Linked DNA regions of Homo sapiens: region 1 is linked to region 2. A link is an interaction called in ENCODE POLR2A ChIA-PET data of the cell type or tissue named here. Cell type or tissue: Caco-2. All regions are shown on one strand. Links, peaks and the distances in the headings refer to the core of each region. The heading gives the core; the rest is flanking DNA. Region 1 overlaps MED16 (mediator complex subunit 16). Region 2 holds the start of MISP (mitotic spindle positioning).

Region 1 (8,730 bases), core at 144-8,143, 130 kb before region 2:
GTGCGGGATCGAATCGGGCTGGAGCGTTGGTTGACGGAGGCTTGTTGGAGACACGTGCCCCAGTTTTCTAGACGGTGTGTGTCACTGGTTTTTGAAAGGTGCGTGGTGGCTGTGCCCGTCTTCTCTCCATTGTTTGAGTAATAGGCACTCATAATACGTGGTCATTAGAGAAAACTAGAAAACCACAGAAAATTGGAATCAAATCGGGGTGCAAAAAAGCCACCTATTATCTGCTGTGGAGAGGCTCCCACTGTTCACATTTCGGAGTCATTTTCTTCTAATCTGGTTTTAAAGACACAGTTGTGGCGCCTCACAGGCCTGCTCTGTTCCTGCGGGGGGACAGCCTGTTCCCTGAGCTGTCGACTCGGCTGACAGCAGTTCTGTGACCTTCCTGGGGTGGGACACACACCGGCTTACCTGGAGCCTGCCTGGAGTCATCGTCATCGTCTGCAGGCTGTGGTGCCAGGCCGTGCTGACCATGCCCCGTCCCCACAGACCTGACCCGCATGATCCACATCCTGGACACGGAGCACCCCTGGGACCTGCACTCGATCCCCTCAGAGCACCACGAGGCCATCACCTGCCTGGAGTGGGACCAGTCAGGTGAGGCGCTGGTCCCACGTGGCCAGGGGTGGCGACCCGGATCCCGGAGCAGGGGGGCCCTGTGTTTCTCCGGTCAGTCTGGAGTCCGGCGCTGGGTCTAGAGCCCCTGGTCTGCAGCTTTGCACCTGCTGCTCTTTCCATAGTGGCCCGAATCATTCTTGTTCAGGGTGTCTCAGGGCATCTCTGGAGTGCGCCTTGTGCCACCTGCTGTGCCCTACCTGGGCCGAGACCTCTCCACTGGGCTGGCTTCCCCCAGGCGCTGTGCCGTCCTGCAACGCAGTGCTCTGCCCATCCCTGGAAGGTTCGCAATGATGGCTTCTTGCCCTCAGGCTCCCGGCTCCTGTCAGCAGATGCCGACGGGCAGATCAAGTGCTGGAGCATGGCGGACCACCTGGCTAATAGCTGGGAGAGCTCAGTGGGCAGCCTAGTGGAGGGGGACCCCATTGTGGCCCTGTCCTGGCTGCACAATGGTGTGAAACTGGCCCTGCACGTGGAGAAGGTGAGTGTCCTGCCCGAGTGAGCGGATGAGGCAGATGAGATGTCACCCTACCCAGCCACCCGCCAGCCCCTCTCCTCTCCATCACCAGCATCCCCTGGTTTTTTGGACCTTGCACTTGGCTCCCACCTGCAGTCCGGCTGTCATTAGCACCTGTGTGTTCAGTGGCCTCTCATTTAACTGAGGGTGGCTGTTCACTTGGCCCCCACCTGCAGTCTGGCTGTCATTGGCACCTGCGTGTTCAGTGGCCCCTCATTTAACTGAGGGTGGCCGTTCTTAGTGAGTTATCTCTTTCACTGGAGGCTACTGTCCTTAGGTAGCTGCATGTATAACTGGTGGCTGCTGTCTTCTGAATGCAGCCCACCCTCTGATTTAGTAACATCCCAGAGCCCCTCTCTATGCTCCCTGTGATTCGGCCCCACAGGTAAGAGTAGGCGTGGCCAGGGTTGGGGGGGACAGTTAAGATAGGCGTGGCCAGGGTTGGGGGGGACAGTTAAGAGTAGGCGTGGCCAGGGTTGGGGACAGTTAAGAAGTAGGCGTGGCCAGGGTTGGGGACAGTTAAGAGTAGGCGTGGCCAGGGTTGGGGGGGACAGTTAAGAGTAGGCGTGGCCAGGGTTGGGGGGGCACCTGGGTTCAGGCTCTGACTCCTCACCTCTGTGTGTCAGTTTCCTCACTGACGGCAGGGTCTCGGGGATGTTCGTGGCAAAGGCCTCACAGCCACCCCAGCTTCGTGCCTCTGTGCGTCTGCTTGTGCTGGGGCTCTCGCAGGAACTAGGAGGCCTTCCTGGAGGGATGCAGTGGACAAGATCTTTTCTCTCGTCCCTTCGTGAGTCCCTCCCCAGGGACTGCCATTGTCGGCGCATTGCCGCAGTACACGCAGCACCGGCTTCGTGCCACGGGGGCCCTCCGGGGTGCACTCCCCACCCTGCGGTCCCCGTTTGTCTGTATTTCCTGTTTTTGGTAACAGTTTTGTCGGGATGGAGTTCACAGACCTTAGAACTCACCCATTGAGAGTGTGCAGCCCACACGGTCCAGAGGTTTCGTATACACTCGCCATGTTGTGCGGCCACCACCATAGCTAACCTCAGACCTTTATCTTTTTTTTTTTTTTTTTTTGGAGACAGAGTCTCGCTCTATCCCCCAGGCTGGAGTGCAGTGATGCGATCTTGGCTCACAGCAACCTCTGCCTCCTGGGTTCAAGCGATTCTCCTGCCTCAGCTTCCTGAGTAGCTGGGATTACAGGCACCCACCACCACACCTGGCTAATTTTTGTAATTTTTTAGTAGAGACGGGGTTTCACCATGTTGGCCAGGCTGGTCTCGAACTTCTCACCTCAGGTGATCCGTCTGCCTCAGCCTCCCAAAGTGCTGGGATTAGAGGTGTGAGCCAACGAGCCCGGCCAGACCTTTATCTTTTTTGTTTGTTTGTTTGTTTTTTGAGACAGGGTCTTGCTCTGTTGCCCAGGCTGGAGTGTAGTGGCGCGATCTCGGCTCACTGCAGCCTCTCCCTCCCGGGCTCAAGCGATTCTACTGCCTCAGCCTCCTGAATAGCTGGGATTACAGGCGCCCGCCACCACGCCCGGCTGCTTTTTTGTATTTTTAGTAGGGACCGGGTTTCTCCATGTTGGTCAGGGTGGTCTCGAACTCCTAACCTCAGGTGATCTGCCTGTCTTGGCCTCCCAAAGTGCTGGGATGACAGGCGTGAGTCACTGTGCCCAGCTTCAGTCCCTTCTCATCACCCGAAAAGGAAACCCAGTCCCCATCCTGCATCACCCTGATCCATCCCCCACCCCAGCCCCCGAGACCCAGTTGTCTCTCTGGATCTGCCTGTCCTGGACATTCATAGAAACAGGATCACACACTGCGTAGCCTTCTGTGTCTGGCATCTCTTACTGAGCGTGATGTCCTCAAGGTGCATCCCCGCTGTGGCCTGAGTCAGAGCCTCGCTTTTTAAAATAACCAAATACATTTTTTTTGAGACAGAGTCTTGTTCTGTCAACCGGGCTGGAGTGCAGTGGTGCGATCTCGGCTCACTGAAACTTCCACCTCCCAGGTTCAAGTGATTCTCCTGCCTCAGCCTCCCGAGTAGCTGGAATTACAGGCACGCACCACCGCGCCCGGCTAATTTTTGTATTTTTAGTAGAGACGGGGTTTCACTATCTTGGCCAGGATGGTGTCGAACTCCTGACCTTGAGATCTGCCCGCCTCGGCCTCCCAAAGTGCTGAGATTACAGGCGTGAGCCACCGCGTCCGGCCAAATTTTTGTTTTTTAATTACATTAATAAAAGGCACATGTGCTCCTTTAACATAGTCTCAGACATGCCAGCCTGCGACCCACACAGACGTGTGGTGTGGACACCAGATGAGTCGTCGCCATGGCAACCCCTCACCACCAGGCCTGGCTTGCTTCCTGGACTTCTGGACCTGCTTCTTGCTATAAGAAGTGTTTTTTTTTAACTTGTAACTTAGAATGGAGCCGTACGATACGTATGATACACTTCTCTTCCTCGCATTTTTTCACAACGTAGAGACATTTTTCTTGTTCTTTTTTTTTTTGTTTTTGAGACAAAGTTTTGCTCTCGTTGCCCAGGCCAGAGTGTAATGGTGTGATCTCGGCTCACTGCAATCACCACCTCCTGGATTCCAGCAATTCTCCTGCCTCAGCCTCCTGAGTAGCTGGGATTATAGGCACCCGCTACCATGCCCGGCTAATTTTTTTGTATTTTTTATTAGCAACAGGCTTTTACTGTGTTGGCCAGGCTGGTCTTGAACTGCTGACCTCAGGGGATCCACCTGCCTCAGCCCCCCAAAGTGCTGGGATTATAGGCGAGAGCCACCGTGCGCAGCCAAGACCCCATCTTTTAAAAGACTCACGTTGAAAGAAGGGTGGATGTTTCCGTATGTCAATAATGACTTGACAAATTTGATTTGAAATCAAATAGTGCCCGCAGCAGCCGCTGGTGCTTACACAGCACTTCCTGAGTGCTATAGCTCAGGTCTGCACAGTGCGGCCCAGGGCCTGACGGCCCCCGCCTGGGTTTGTGAGTGTGGCTCATTGGCACCAGCTGCCTGTGTGCCGCCACGGCAGAGCCAGAGCCAAGTCGTTGCAACAGGGACCACCTGGCTCCCAGAACCGAGCATGCTGCTGTCTGTCCCTTTACAGAAAGGGGAGGTGACTCCCGTTGCGCACACGTTCACCCGTTTAATCCTCCCCACTGTCCTCTAAAGCAAAGGTGCCGTTCCTTCCACCTTACAGATGAGGAGACGGAGGGTCAGAGGGGATCACATCCCACACGGCTCAGGTGGCCGAGTCAGGATCTGAACCCAGGTGCACACACTCCTGGCTTCTGCGTGGTTCTTCTGTGCGCGTGTTTCTGGGGGTCATGGGGCAGCCCCCATGAGCCTGAGCGGCCCCTCCTCCCTCCCTCCCTTCTCCACAGTCGGGCGCCTCCAGCTTCGGGGAGAAGTTCTCCCGAGTCAAGTTCTCACCGTCGCTCACGCTGTTCGGCGGCAAGCCCATGGAGGGCTGGATCGCGGTGACGGTCAGCGGCCTGGTCACCGTGTCCCTGCTGAAGCCCAGCGGGCAGGTGCTGACGTCCACCGAGAGCCTGTGCCGGCTGCGCGGCCGCGTGGCCCTGGCCGACATCGCCTTCACCGGCGGCGGCAACATCGTGGTGGCCACGGCGGACGGCAGCAGCGCGTCGCCCGTGCAGTTCTACAAGGTGTGCGTGAGCGTGGTGAGCGAGAAGTGCCGTATCGACACGGAGATCCTGCCCTCCCTGTTCATGCGCTGCACCACCGACCTCAACCGCAAGGACAAGTTTCCCGCCATCACCCACCTCAAGTTCCTGGCCCGGGACATGTCGGAGCAGGTGAACGGGCGCAGGCCATCACGTGGGCTGGCAGGCTTGGAATGAAGCACTGCTTCTCAGGGTCCTGGGGGTGGAGACCCGCGCGGGCCTCCACGGGCTAAACCGTGGTGTGGGCAGGGCCGGTCCCTCCCGGGGGCTCCAGGGGAGAACCCATTTTCTGCCTTTCCCAGCATCTGGAGGCGCCCAATCCCTCGGTTCGGGGCGCCTTCCTCCCGCTTCGTGGCCACAGCGCAGCCTCTTCCTGTCTCTGAATCTCAACCTCCCACATTCTCTCCTGAGGACCCTGTGAGGACACTGGGGCCCCCGGACCCCCCCCAACGTGCTCTCCCGTCTCAGTGTCCCGAACCGAATCCCACCCGCAGGTCCCTTCTCTGTGAGAGGCGGCCCAGCCACCGGTCCTAGGGCTGAGGATGGGATGTTCTGGGGGCCACTGTTGAGCCGACCACACCAGGTCGCCTGGATTCCTGTTGTAATTAGGAATCAGTAACGCCCCAAACTCCTTGAAGCCCCTGACTTGGTTCCCTGTGTCCCTTTGCTGTCCCTGTGGGAGGGCACCATCCGGGGACATTTGCGTTCCTGTGAGTGGATGTTGGGCTCTGGGGACAGGCCTGGGCTGGAATCCAGGAGGGCCCGAGGGGCAGGCGTGGCTGAAGAGACAGGCCCAGCAGTGCGTGGCCCCAGGGTCCCGCAGCTCAGGCTCCGGTGGTGGCGTGGCCACCACAGCAGTGCCGGGTCAGCCCTCACCCCCACCTCCCCCGCAGGTGCTTTTGTGCGCGTCCAGCCAGACCAGCAGCATCGTGGAGTGCTGGTCCCTGCGCAAGGAGGGACTCCCCGTGAACAACATCTTCCAGCAGATCTCCCCCGTGGGTGAGTCTCCCGCCGGCTGCGGAGGCCCTGGGCCTGCCCTCGGGGGCGGTTGGTTTTTATTTTGGAGGCAGGTCTTGCTGTGTCACCCAGGGTGGTCCTGAACCCCGGCCCTAAGCGATCGTCTCGCCTCGATCTCCAGTAGTGCTAGGATCTCGGGTGTGACCGCGCGCCTGCCAGCATTCTGAGTGTGTTAGGCGTATAGACTCCTCCATCCTTCCACGCCCGCTGCGGCGGCTGCCACCATTCTGTGCGAGGCCGAGGCTGAGAGGTGTCGTTGCTCAGCCAGCGGGGACACCGTGAGGGGCTGCAGGCGTGTGGGCGGCTGTGGAGCGTGGGTCTGTGGGTGGGGCCGTCGGGCAGCAGGGGACAGGCCAGACCGGGCAGGGGCGGTGCACGGAATCCTCCGGAACCTGGTTCAGGGAGAGGAAGCCAAGGCTCAGCGGGTCAGCTGAGGCTGCTGAGAACACGCCCCCCACCCCACCCCACCTCTCCAGCAGCCTCTTCTGGGGCCCCCATTCCCATCTCTATCCGCCCGATGGGCCCCCCGCACCCACGGAGCCAAGCCCGTCATCCCCACCTCCGGCACAAAATCCTGGGGCTGGAGCGAAGCAGGGACGCCCGCCTGCTATGACCGGGGACCAGAACAGCCGCTTGGTTTTCAGAGCCTCGGAGGCTGCGGGCCTGGTTTTTAGGCTGGCCTCCGCTCTGGAGAAGGGAGATGTTTTCCCGGTAGATGAGAGCACAGGCATTTGCCGATTAGCGCTAATGGACCCTGGAGTGGCCAGACGTGGGGGCACGTGGGGCAGGTGGGGCAGGCGCTCCTCAGAAGCCACTAATGAGCACGTGTCAAGAGGCCCCGATGGCTCCCGGGGCCTGCAGGTGGTTATGTCAACTGCCCATTGTGGCCGCAGAGGCAGTAAAGGTGAAGAGGGCCACTGCCATTCCTTCCCCCAGGGCTTGTAGTGAGTCACCAGGCAGGTGAAGAGGGCTGCTGCCATTCCTTCTCCCAGGGCTCGTTCCTTCGCCCGGTCCCCAGGGCCTTGTTGGGCCTCATTCCTTCCCCTGGGCCTCGTGGTGAGTCACCAGGCAGTTTGGGCTGCGCTGGCTCCTGCAGCAGCACCTGGCGCCACCCCGTGTGGCTGCACAGACCTGCACCTTCACTGCCCGGTGCCCCCGCTGGGCACGTCTGTGTCTACCATCTGCCCACAGCCAAGCCACTGGGCAGTCCTGGGCTCCGACACTCCTCCTCGTCTCCTGCAGCCGTCCTCACCTGCTGGCCCAGCTGTTACCCGCCCGAGAGCCACGTCTCACACACATGCCACAGCCTTTCTCAGGTCTCACATCCCTGGCAGCTGGGGGTCACTGGGACAGTCCCCACCGCACCCATCTCTCCCCCATCTCTCCCCCTACCGCCCCACGTGCCCACCATGCCAGGCTTTGGTCCCCGCCATGCCCAGCTCTTCACGCACCGCCCCACGTGCCCACCGTGCCAGGCTTCGGTCCCCGCCATGCCCAGCTCTTCACCCACCACCCCACGTGCCCACCGTGCCAGGCTTCGGTCCCCGCCATGCCCAGCTCTTCACCCACCGCCCCACGTGCCCACCATGCCAGGCTTCGGTCCCCGCCATGCCCAGCTCTTCACGCACCGCCCCACGTGCCCACCATGCCAGGCTTCGGTTCCTACCATGCCCAGCTCTTCACCCACTGCCCCACATCCCCACTTAGCAGCTTAGCTTCTCCCTGCCTCAAGTCCCCCCTCATTTAGGAATGCTGACCGCAGCCGTCAGTTGGATGGAGGAGGGGATGTAAATCGTGCTGTGAGGGTACCCTGGCCACTAGCTGGGGGTGTGGTCGTCATGGCAGCTGCCTCCCCCGGCGCTGGGGCGTTGAGTTTCCTGTCTTTCCTATGAGAGGCTCAATTCCATGAGGGCCAGCCACCCCTGACCACTGTGTGCCCTCTGGGCGTCTCAGCCACTCTCTGGGCCTGTTTCCCCCCAGGGAATGCTGCTCACAGGACCCCTATACGGGTTTGCAGGAGGTCAAGGCTCTGTGACCGTGATGGCCCGTCCGGGGCAGAGACCTCATGATGCGGGTGGCACAGAGCAGCTGCGTGGTAGTCAGCTTCAGCCGAGTAACAAGCCAGCCCCAAACTGAGCAGCTCAGGCCAGCAGCCCTGCACTGTTTCTGTTTCTGTGGCTGCCTCAGCTGCGCTCTCCTGGTTCCCACGTGTCTGCGGTTAGCAGCCGAGGTGGCGTGGCCTGTCCACTGGCCGCACATGCTCCAGCAGGCCGGCTCCAGCTGCCCTCCGTGTCCCACATGCAGCCACAGCAGGACCCCCCACACGTGCTCTCTGGGCCACTGTTTTTGTTTTTTGTTTTTGAGCTAGGCTCTTGCTGTGTTGCCCAGGCTGGAGTGCAGTGGCGTGATCTTGGCTCACTGCAGCCTCATCTTCCTGGGCTCGAGCAATCCTACCTCAGCCTCCTGAGTAGCTGGGACTACAGGCGTGTGCAGGCGTGCATCACCACCACACACAGCTAATGTTTACTGTGTTTTTTTTGTAGAGAATGGGGTCTTGCTGTGTTGTCCAGGCTGGTCTTGAACTCCTGGACTCAAGCCATCCTCTGGCGTTGGCTTCCCAAAGTCTTGGGGTGGCAGATGTGAGCTGCTGTGCCCGGCCATGTCACATTTGCTAAGGCTTGGCCTGAGATTCCCAGAAGTCTCTGCCCTGTTGGGAGGAGCTGCGTCTTCACGCAGGGGCTGTCAGGCAGCGGATCTGTGGGTGCGACCATCCCGCATGGCTTTATTGGAATTGTAGATGAGGAGGGATGGGAATCCCGGCTGAGCTGGCTAAGGCCGAGCGAGTGTTAGGGTTTGCATGGCTGCAGGTCTGAGG
Region 2 (8,896 bases), core at 897-8,896:
TCTGCGGCTCATCCTGGCCCCAGCCGCTGGCCTCGGGGCCCATGCACACCAGATGGTATGTGTAGCTGGTGTCTCCATCCAGCACCAGGCCGGTGCCACGGTGTGCCTGAGGGATGCCCAGGATGGGGTATCTGGTCACGCGGTCCATCTCTTCCGGGGTCTTGGCCTCAGCCTTCCTCCCGTGGGGTGGAGACCTCTGGGCTTACTGAGGGAGGAGAAGGAAATGAGGGCCATCAAGTCAGAGCACCTAGGGAGAGGAACAGCCTCCAGTCCCCCAAAGGGCAAAGGGTCCATCAAATGGCCTTTGTGATTGGTTTAGGGATGGGTAAGTGACACAGTCCAGCCACTCAGAGCAGCCCATTCTCTAACCTCTGTGATTGGTTTAGGGGTGCGTAAGTGACAGTCCAGCCAATCAGTGCATCCCATTCTCTAACCTCTGTGATTGGTTTAGGGGTGCGTGACACAGTACAGCCACTCAGAGCAGCCCATTGTCTAATCTCTGTGATTGGCTAAGGGATAGGTAAGTAACTCAGCCTGGCCAATCAGAGCATCCCACCTTCTGGCCTCTGTGATTGGTTCAAGGATGAGTAAATGGCCCAGCCTGGCCAGTCAGAGTAGCCCATTCTCTGGCCTCTGTGATTGGTTCAGGGATGGGTAAGTGACTCATCCTGATCAATCAGAGCATCCCACCCACTGGCCTCTGTGATTGGTTCAAAGATGGGTAAGTGACCTAGTCCAGCCAGTGAGAGCATTTCACCCTCTGGCCTCTGTAATTGGTTCAGAGATGAGCATGTGACCCAGTCTAGCCAATGACATGAGACCCTGGGACTTTACAATTAATGCAGAAGATGGGACCCTCTTCCCGCTGGTCTTGTTAGGCTGATGGAATGAGATAGTGAATTGCTGGGGACGTAAATGCCCCCAGTGGGTACAGCTTGCTTGACAGCAACCCCAACACCAGCAAAGCATCCTGAAAACTTTTAAGCTCCCTGATTCCAACCATACCTGAATCTCTGAATGTCCCGGTTACTACCCCAACAACTCGCATTATATGTTTCTAACATTTGCAGCCCAATAAAATCAGGGTGCCCTGCCCACCTTATCTCCCAGACACACACACCTGCCCTGTGGAGTCCAGCTCAGCCTTGATTTTTTTTTTTTTGAGATGGAGTCTCGCTCTGTTGCCCAGCCTGGAGTGCAGTGGCACAATGTCAGCTCACTGCAACCTCTGCTTCCAGGTTCAAGCAATTCTCGTGCCTCAGCCTCCTGAGTAGCTGGGATTACAGGCGCTAACCTCCCAAGTCCGGCTAATTTTTTGTATTTTTAGTAGAGACGAGGTCTCACCATGTTGGCCAGGTTGGTCTCGAACTCCTGAGCTCAGGTGATCTGCCCGCCTCGGCCTCCCAAAGTGCTGGAATTACAGGCGTGAGCCACCGCGCCTGGCCTCAGCCTTGATCTCTGAAGCCTTCCTTGGCCGCACCATATTTATCTGTGTCTCCTGTGCACTGAGCCTTTCCACCCTGAGCTCACTCTGAGACTCCTGGTGTGGGATTTTTCCATCTGACAATTACAGATGGCCCCTTGCTAAGGGATGTCAAATGGAGAAACTGAGGCCCAGAGAGAAGGACTGACAGCAACTCCAGTTTCCCGGCTCCCACATCCTGGTTCTCCACCCTGCCCTGCCCAGCTGGACACCTCGTCCCATCTGAGACAACATCCCCGCCTGGGCCTTGTCGCCATAAAGCCAGGATGGGCAAAGGAACACCGTGGACCTTGTCCCGCTGGGCCCAGGTGGGGCCGTGGAGCGAGCGGGTGACACCCTGACCCAGTGCCTTCCGGCTCTCGCCCTCTCCCAAGGGTCCAGGTTGCTGCTGGGCTCAGTTCCAGGAGCCTTCCCGGAGGTCACACACCTGCTCGCATCGCTTCTGTGGCTCCTGGCATCTGCAGGGCACAGTTCTCACACCCTGCTCCTGGCCTTAGCACGAAACCCCAATTTCTGTGGGCACCTCCACCCCAAGCCAGGCCCTCCTCTTCTACCCCAAACCAGACCCTCCTCTTCCACCCCAAACCAGGCCCTCCTCTTCCACCCCAAACCAGGCCCTCTTCCTCCACCCCAAGCCAGGCCCTCCTCTTCCACCCCAAACCAGACCCTCCTCTTCCACCCAAACCAGACCCTCCTCTTCCACCCAAACCAGGCCCTCTTCCTCCAACCCAAACCAGACCCTCCTCTTCCACCCCAAACCAGGCCCTCTTCCTCCACCCCAAACCTCGCCCTCCTCCTCTACCTGCAGCTCTCTCTGTCTCGAGGCTGCCTGTTTCTGCTTCTCCACGGCTTCCTCTGCTGAAGCCCATGGACACCTCCTCCAGGAAGTAACCCAGATTGCCCCTCCCCCAGAGCCATCATCTGAACACCTCCTTCATGTCAGGCCTTGTACCCAGCACCCGTCTTAGGTATTGTCTTTTGTTTTGAGACAGAGTCTCGCTGCGATGCACAGGCTGGACTGCGGTAGCGTGATCTCAGCTCACTGCAATCTCCACCTCCCGGGTTCAAGCAATTCTCCTGCCTCAGCCTCCTGAGTAGCTGGGACTACGGGCACCCGCCCCCACACCCGGCTAATTTTTTCTTTTTTTTGAGGCGGAGTCTCACTCTGTCGCCCAGGCTGGAGTGCAGTGGCGCGATCTCGGCTCCCTGCAAGCTCTGCCTCCCAGGTTCACGCCATTCTCCTGCCTCAGCCTCCCTAGAGCTGGGACTACGGGCGCCCGCCACCACGCCTGGCTAATTTTTTGTATTTTTAGTAGAGACGGGGTTTCACCATATTAGCCAGGATGGTCTTGATCTCCTGACCTCGTGATCCTCCCGCCTCGGCCTCCCAAAGTGTTGGGATTACAGGCGTGAGCCACCGCGCCCAGCCAGGACACCCGGCTAATTTTTGTATTGTTAGTAGAGACGGGTTTCACCATGTTGGCCAGGCTGGTCTTGAACTCCTGACTTCAGGTGATCCGCCTGCCTCGGCCTCCCAAAGTGCAGGGATTACAGGCGTGAGCCACCGTGTCCAGCAGACATCATCTTTCATAGTTGAGGAAAGGAAGCCTCACCTGAAGACACAGGGATCTCAAAAGCTTGAGCTCCTGACTCCTAAAAAAAGCACTGTCGGCTGGGCACAGGGGCTCAGGCCTGTAATCCCAGCTACTTGGGAGGCTGAGGTGGGAGAATCACTTGAACCTGTGAGGTGGAGGTTGCGGTGAGCTGAGATTGTGCCATTGCACTCCAGCCTGGGTGACAGAGAAAGACCCTGTCTCAAAAGAAAAACAAACCCCCACAAAGCAGGACTGTCGCTCCCGGGCCACCAAGGCTATTATTTAGATCTGCTGCCTTTACACCAACCAGCAGCATTTTTTTTTGTTTTTAAACAGACAGGGTCGGCCAGGCACAGTGGCTCACACCTGTAATCCCAGCACTTTGGCGGATCACGAGGTCAGGAGATCGAGACCATCCTGGCTAAAATGGTGAAACCCCATCTCTACTAAAAATACAAAAAAAATTAACCGGGTGTGCTGGCGGGCGCCTGTAGTCCCAGCTACTCAGGAGGCTGAGGCAGGAGAATGCTGTGAACCCGGGAGGTGGAGCTTGCAGGGAGCTGAGATCGCACCATTGCACTCCAGCCTGGTGACAGAGCTAGACTCCGCCTCAAAAAAAAAAAAAAAGAAAAAAAGAAAAAAAAAGAAAAACTTAGCCCCTCTCTGAACTGGAAAGTGGCATCAAACAGCATAAAGTGGAGAGACCGTGGGGAGCCGTGTTGAAACTACACGCAATGTGTCATGCAATCTTCCGCGCGTATCAAATGTCAGAAACTAAAATAGGGGAAACATTGAAAACCAGGCGGCATTGGTGAATAAATCCCACACAAACAGCTGAGCTTCCTCCCAAAGCGTGACGCACAGATGGCTCCCCTGACCCGAGGCCTCCTCCTCCGTGGACGCCGCCTGCCCAGCTCACGGAAGGCCTTGCCTTCTCCCACCCGAAACCGTCAGCCCAGGCCTCGCTCTCGCCTGCTGTGGCCACAGGTCAGCACCCTTCCTGCAGCCCAGAGTCTGGTATACAGCAGGCGCCTAATAAATACTGGCTGGGCAAACACCACTCATCCCAGCTGCTCAGACGTGGGGGTCGGGCTCATTGCGGAATGCAGACCGGCTCCACCGTGCCTTCTGGCCCTGAAGGGCTGGGCAGGTCCACGCCCTGCACCCTGGAGCTCCCCGGGGAGGGCGGGTGTAGGAATGTTTGCCCAGTGAGTGGACAGACGTTTACACAGCGGGATTTATAACCCACATCAGACGTCAACTCCGGGAGAAAGGGAGCTGTCCGCCCAGCCTCGAGCAGGTGCCGGGTCTCCCAGTGGGGTCGGGGTTGGGTGGGGATGAAGGCACGCATCCTCCTCTGCTCATTCCTCCCCAGTGATTCACTGAAGCCAGCGGGTGGGGCCTGGGGTCCAGCTCTTGGGTTCAAGGCCACTGGGCCCCCTCCCCTGCTGCCTGTGCCTCAGTGCCCACCCCCGCCCCCCGCTTTTTTTTTTGAGATAGAGTCTCCCTCTGTCGCCCAGGCTGGAGTGCAGTGGCGCGATCTCCATTCACTGCAACCTCTGCCTCCCGGATTCACACCATTCTCCTGCCTCAGCCTCCCAAGTAGCTGGGACTACAGGCGCCCGCCACCACGCCCGGCTAAGTTTTGTATTTTTAGTAGAGATGGGGTTTCACTGTGTCGGCCAAAAAAACCCCTGGATCCACGGCGGCTCTCATGGCCGGCATTCTTGGGCAGCGGCGCTGCCCTCGGGGGAAGAGCCCCAGGACGGAAGATGGCCCCTGCAAGGCCCGGCGGTGGCTAAGGACCTCGGCGTCCTGAGACTCTTCCTGCAACACCTTGGAACCGTTTTCGACTCCGGTTTTCGAGAGAGGGAGCTGGGACCCAGAGAGGAGAACCTGCTCATCTGAGGTCACACAGCGATGACAGAGCAAGTGTCTGAAGCCAGTTTTCAGACTTTGCTCCAAATCACCCCCTCCTACAGGAAGCCCCCTGGGTTGCTCCTCCCAGCCTCACCCTGAACTCTGTTGATACCAGAATGAAACTGGGTTTATGGACCCTGGTGCCACACCTCCTTCCTCATCAGCCAGTTGGCTCTATGTGAGGGGCAAAGGTTCCCTTGTGGGGCCGAGACTCAGACAAGGAGGCCATGCAGAAGGGAGGGCCCCGTTCCTTTTTCCCATCCCTCAGGGTTGCAGTCACCCTTGAGTCATCTCAGCTCCTTGGGCTCCTGGGCGGAGCTCCACCGGCAGACGCTGGGCCGAGTCCCTGCTGGCTGCCCGGGATCCCAGGCTACCACCTCACCCCCACCCGAGGACCCAGGCCAAGTCCCCAGCCCCGGCCTGAGACTCCTTCCGCCTGTACTCAGCCACCCCTCCTCCGTGTCCCCAAACCAGCCCCCAGCCCCACGGGGGTGTTTACTGCCCAGAGCCTCCCAGTCAGGGGCCTGGTGGGACGGATAAGCATCTCTCCAGAAGCCTCTGGAATTCCCAGAACCATGGAGGGGCCCCTCTGGCCTCTGACCATGGGGGTGCCAACCCGGCCCCTCCCTTGGAGGGCTCTGGGATTTGGGGTTCAAAAGCCCCAGCAGAGTTCAGGGACAAGGGCCTCTCTGCTCTCCCAGTGGGTGCCCTTGAGGCCCCAGAGTACCTAGCGGGGGCAGAGGGAAAGGTGCCTCAGGGAGGCTCCGAGGGTGACGGGGTGGGGCAGGGGGCCTCCCTGGATCCCAAGTGCCGCCAGGCAAGCAGACCCCGCCCACAGACACATGACGCTCCCACGCCAAATGTGGATCCAACCGCCCCACACAGGATCCCCGCCCGGCCCGGCCCGGGGCGCCCCCAGCCTCACCTGCCGGCTCCCGGCTCCACAGTCTGCAGCCTCCACTCTGACTCCTCGATGGGCACAGAGGCCTCCCAGCTCCGCCCTGCCCGCCAGGTTGCCAGGGAACAGAGGCCCCACCCAGGGGAGGCAGGTGTGCCCCCTCCCCCCAGCCCCACCTGGGATCAGGAAACAAAGTCCAGAGGAGGAGGAGGGAGAAAGAGGATACCAGGCTGGGCAAGGGCGGGCACCGTGCCCGCTGCCGGCTGCCCCTCCACCCCCAGGGCCTCCAGGTGGCCCCGAGGAGCCAGAACTCAGCCGAAACCTCCCTTGGCTGCCTGGCCCTCCCACCGCCTCTCAGCACCGCTCAGAGAGGGTCAGCAGGTGTCCAGGGCCACACAGCAGCTCAGCGTGCACAGTGGCCTGTGTCTCCTGGGGGGCCGGAGGGGCTGAGTCCCAATCCCGTCCGTGCCTTCTGGCCCAGCCCACCCCTTGGGGCAACTCCCCTAGATGGCCCCCTTCTTGCATAAACCAGGTTTGGCAGACTCGGGGGGGTTTGGTGTGGCCTGGGTTCTGATCCCACCTGACCTCTCTTAGCCCTGTTTTCTCCTCCGGGACGTGGGGGAACATCACGCCCGGGCTCCCTCAGGGCTGCTGGGAGGAATTCCCTAGGCCCCATCCACATAAAAACCCATACGAGGGGGCCGGACTTGGTGGCTCACACCTGTAATCCCAGCACTTTGGGAGGCCGAGGCGGGCGGATCACTTGAGGCCAGGAGTTCGAGACCAGCCTGGCCAACATGGCGAAACCCCGTCTCTACTAAAAATACAAAATTTAGCGGGGTATGGTGGCACGCTATTATAATCCCAGCTACTTGGGAGGCTGAGGCAGAAGAATCACTTGAACCCAGGAGTTGGAGGTTGCAGTGAGCCGAGATCACACCACTGCACTCCAGCCTGGGCGACAAGAGCAAAACTCCAACTCAAAAAAAAAAAAAAAAAAAAAAAAAAAAGAACCGCACGAGGCCGTCAAAAGACCCAGGCCACCCCGAGAGATGGGGACGCAGAGGCCCTCAGGCGCCCATGGTCCTCCTGGATTCTTAGTCAAGGTGCAGAGGCCTTGCTGGGACTGTGGGGAGCCCAGCATCTGTGGGGAAGTCGGGCCACTGGGCCTAGCGCCGTCTATGAGGGCAGGGAACACAGCTGAGGGGGCAGGGACTTCAGTTCCCCAGGCTGGGGCTCTGTCCTGACCTACGCCAGAGGGGCTGCTTGTGGAGCCCCTCTGAACCTCAGTCTCTTCTTCGAGTAAAAAGGCCCCCAGCTACGAATCCAGCAGGGCTGCTCAGGAGGGGGGTGCTTTTTTTGTGTTTTTTTTTTGAGACGGAGTCTCGCTCTTGTCACCCAGGCTGGAGTGCAGTGGCACGATCTCGGCTCACGGCAACCTCCCCTGTTCAAGCAATTCTCCTGCCTCAGCTTCCCTAGTAGCTGGGATTACTGGCATGAGCCACCACGCCCAGCTATTTTTGTATTTTTAGTAGAGACAGGGTTTTGCCACGTTAGCCAGGCTGGTCTCGAACTCCTGACCTCAGGTGATGCCCCCGCCTCAGCCTCCCAAAGTGCTGGGATTACAGGCGCGAGCCACGGCGCCTGGCCAAGATGGGGGTGTTTAAGGACAAATCTGGATAAAGGGCCCCCAAAGGACAGCGTGGCACCTAACGCTGCTGGGTGTGTGAAAGCTCAGGGTGCGCGGCCTCACGGCGCCTCCCACCGCCGCCTCCCGCCACCCCCTTCACGTCCTTTTCTCCCTGGCTTGTAGATAGGGAAACGGAGGTACGGAAAGCTTAAAATCGCGCCTCAGGAATGGCGGGGGTTTAGGCTGGAATTGGAACCTGAGTTCCCTCAGCAGTGCTCTCCACCACACTCACCACCTCATCGGGGAAAACTGAGGCCCCAGCAGGGTGGAGGCTGGATCGCCCATGAGCTGGGGGCACTGTGGAGACGTCCCACGCCCAGGCTGAGGCTGGCCTCCCACTCAGGGCTCCGAAGGCCTATTTTATTTTATTTGAGACAGAGTCTCGCTCTGTCGCCCAGGTTGGAGTGCAGTGGCACGATCTCAGCTCACTGCAGCCTCCGCCTCCCAGGTTCAAGCGATTCTCCTGCCTCAGCCTCCTGAATAGCTAGGATTACAGGCGTGAGCCACCACGCCCGGCTAAGTTTTTGTATTTTTAGTAGAGACAGGGTTTCAGTATGTTGGCCAGGATGGTATCGATCTCTTGACCTTGTGATCCGCCCACCTCGGCCTCCCAAAGTACTAGGATTGCAGGTGTGAAACACCGTGCCCGGCCACGAAGGCTTATTTTACAGATGGGAAAACTGAGGCCCAGAGGAGGCAGCGACTTCTCCAAGACTACAGCGTGAGAGAGTGGGGCTGGCGGGGCAGCACCTTCCCGTGAGCATGACACTGGTCTCTACAGACACCTCCTCCCCAGGCCTCCTGTGTATTTCCCAGGGGCCGGCTTCTCTACAGAGCTTGTGGGTGTCCAGGGGACCCTCTGTCATCACCCAGGGGCTGTGAGCCCAGCAAAGGGAGGAACAAAGGACAGGACGGGGCGGCCGCAGAACCCGAGGGCCCCCCGGGAAGCCAGTCCTGCCCCCCCACAGCAGCCCCTTACAGCCAGGCCTTACCTGCACAGTGGGGATTCCAGCGCCTCCCACCACCCCAAGGCGCTCAGGGTGAGCGGGTGCAGGCAGGTGAAGCCAGCACACCGCAACCCTGCTCAGCCTCCCTTTAATGGCTCAAAGGCCGGCAGGCCCCACCCCCTGGCCTGGCCACGCCTTCCTCGCCAGGTTGAAAGGCAAGAACTCCAGGAACTGGGGCTGTTCACGCTGTTTATTTGCTTCTCTGGGAAAATCAAGAACATCGGGGGCCTCGTCACACACCAGAAGCAGAGGGGGTTATAGCAAGGGCACTTCAGCGAAGGCTCGCGGCTCGAGGGACTCAGG

The links. Peaks named below come from ENCODE experiments on the same cell type or tissue, not always from the same donor. Only the 100,000 strongest peaks of a DNase experiment are listed, where the experiment ranks them.
Region 1: POLR2A ChIA-PET joins it to region 2 with 12 read pairs; 4 of 35 experiments call an interaction of 5 or more read pairs at or near these places.

The regions. Positions count from the first base shown.
Region 1 is chr19:882,010-890,739 of GRCh38, reverse strand. MED16 (mediator complex subunit 16) reads left to right here. Exons shown (of 16, transcript NM_005481.3): 3 at 496-603; 4 at 933-1,102; 5 at 4,539-4,970; 6 at 5,732-5,837. Among named protein-coding and RNA genes, the nearest start is that of MED16, 6.8 kb to the left of the region's middle. RefSeq lists enhancers at 4,395-4,895, 4,896-5,396. In Caco-2, for the core only: no CTCF peak of the experiment used is centred there; a DNase peak (open chromatin) is centred at 6,819.
Region 2 is chr19:748,199-757,094 of GRCh38, reverse strand. It overlaps PALM (paralemmin), which reads right to left. Exons shown (of 9, transcript NM_002579.3): 9 at 8,766-8,896. It overlaps MISP (mitotic spindle positioning), which reads right to left and starts at 5,983. Exons shown (of 5, transcript NM_173481.4): 1 at 5,924-5,983; 2 at 1-205. The coding sequence starts at 148. In Caco-2, for the core only: no CTCF peak of the experiment used is centred there; DNase peaks (open chromatin) are centred at 3,644, 4,254, 5,204 and 5,954; H3K4me3 peaks cover 2,076 bases.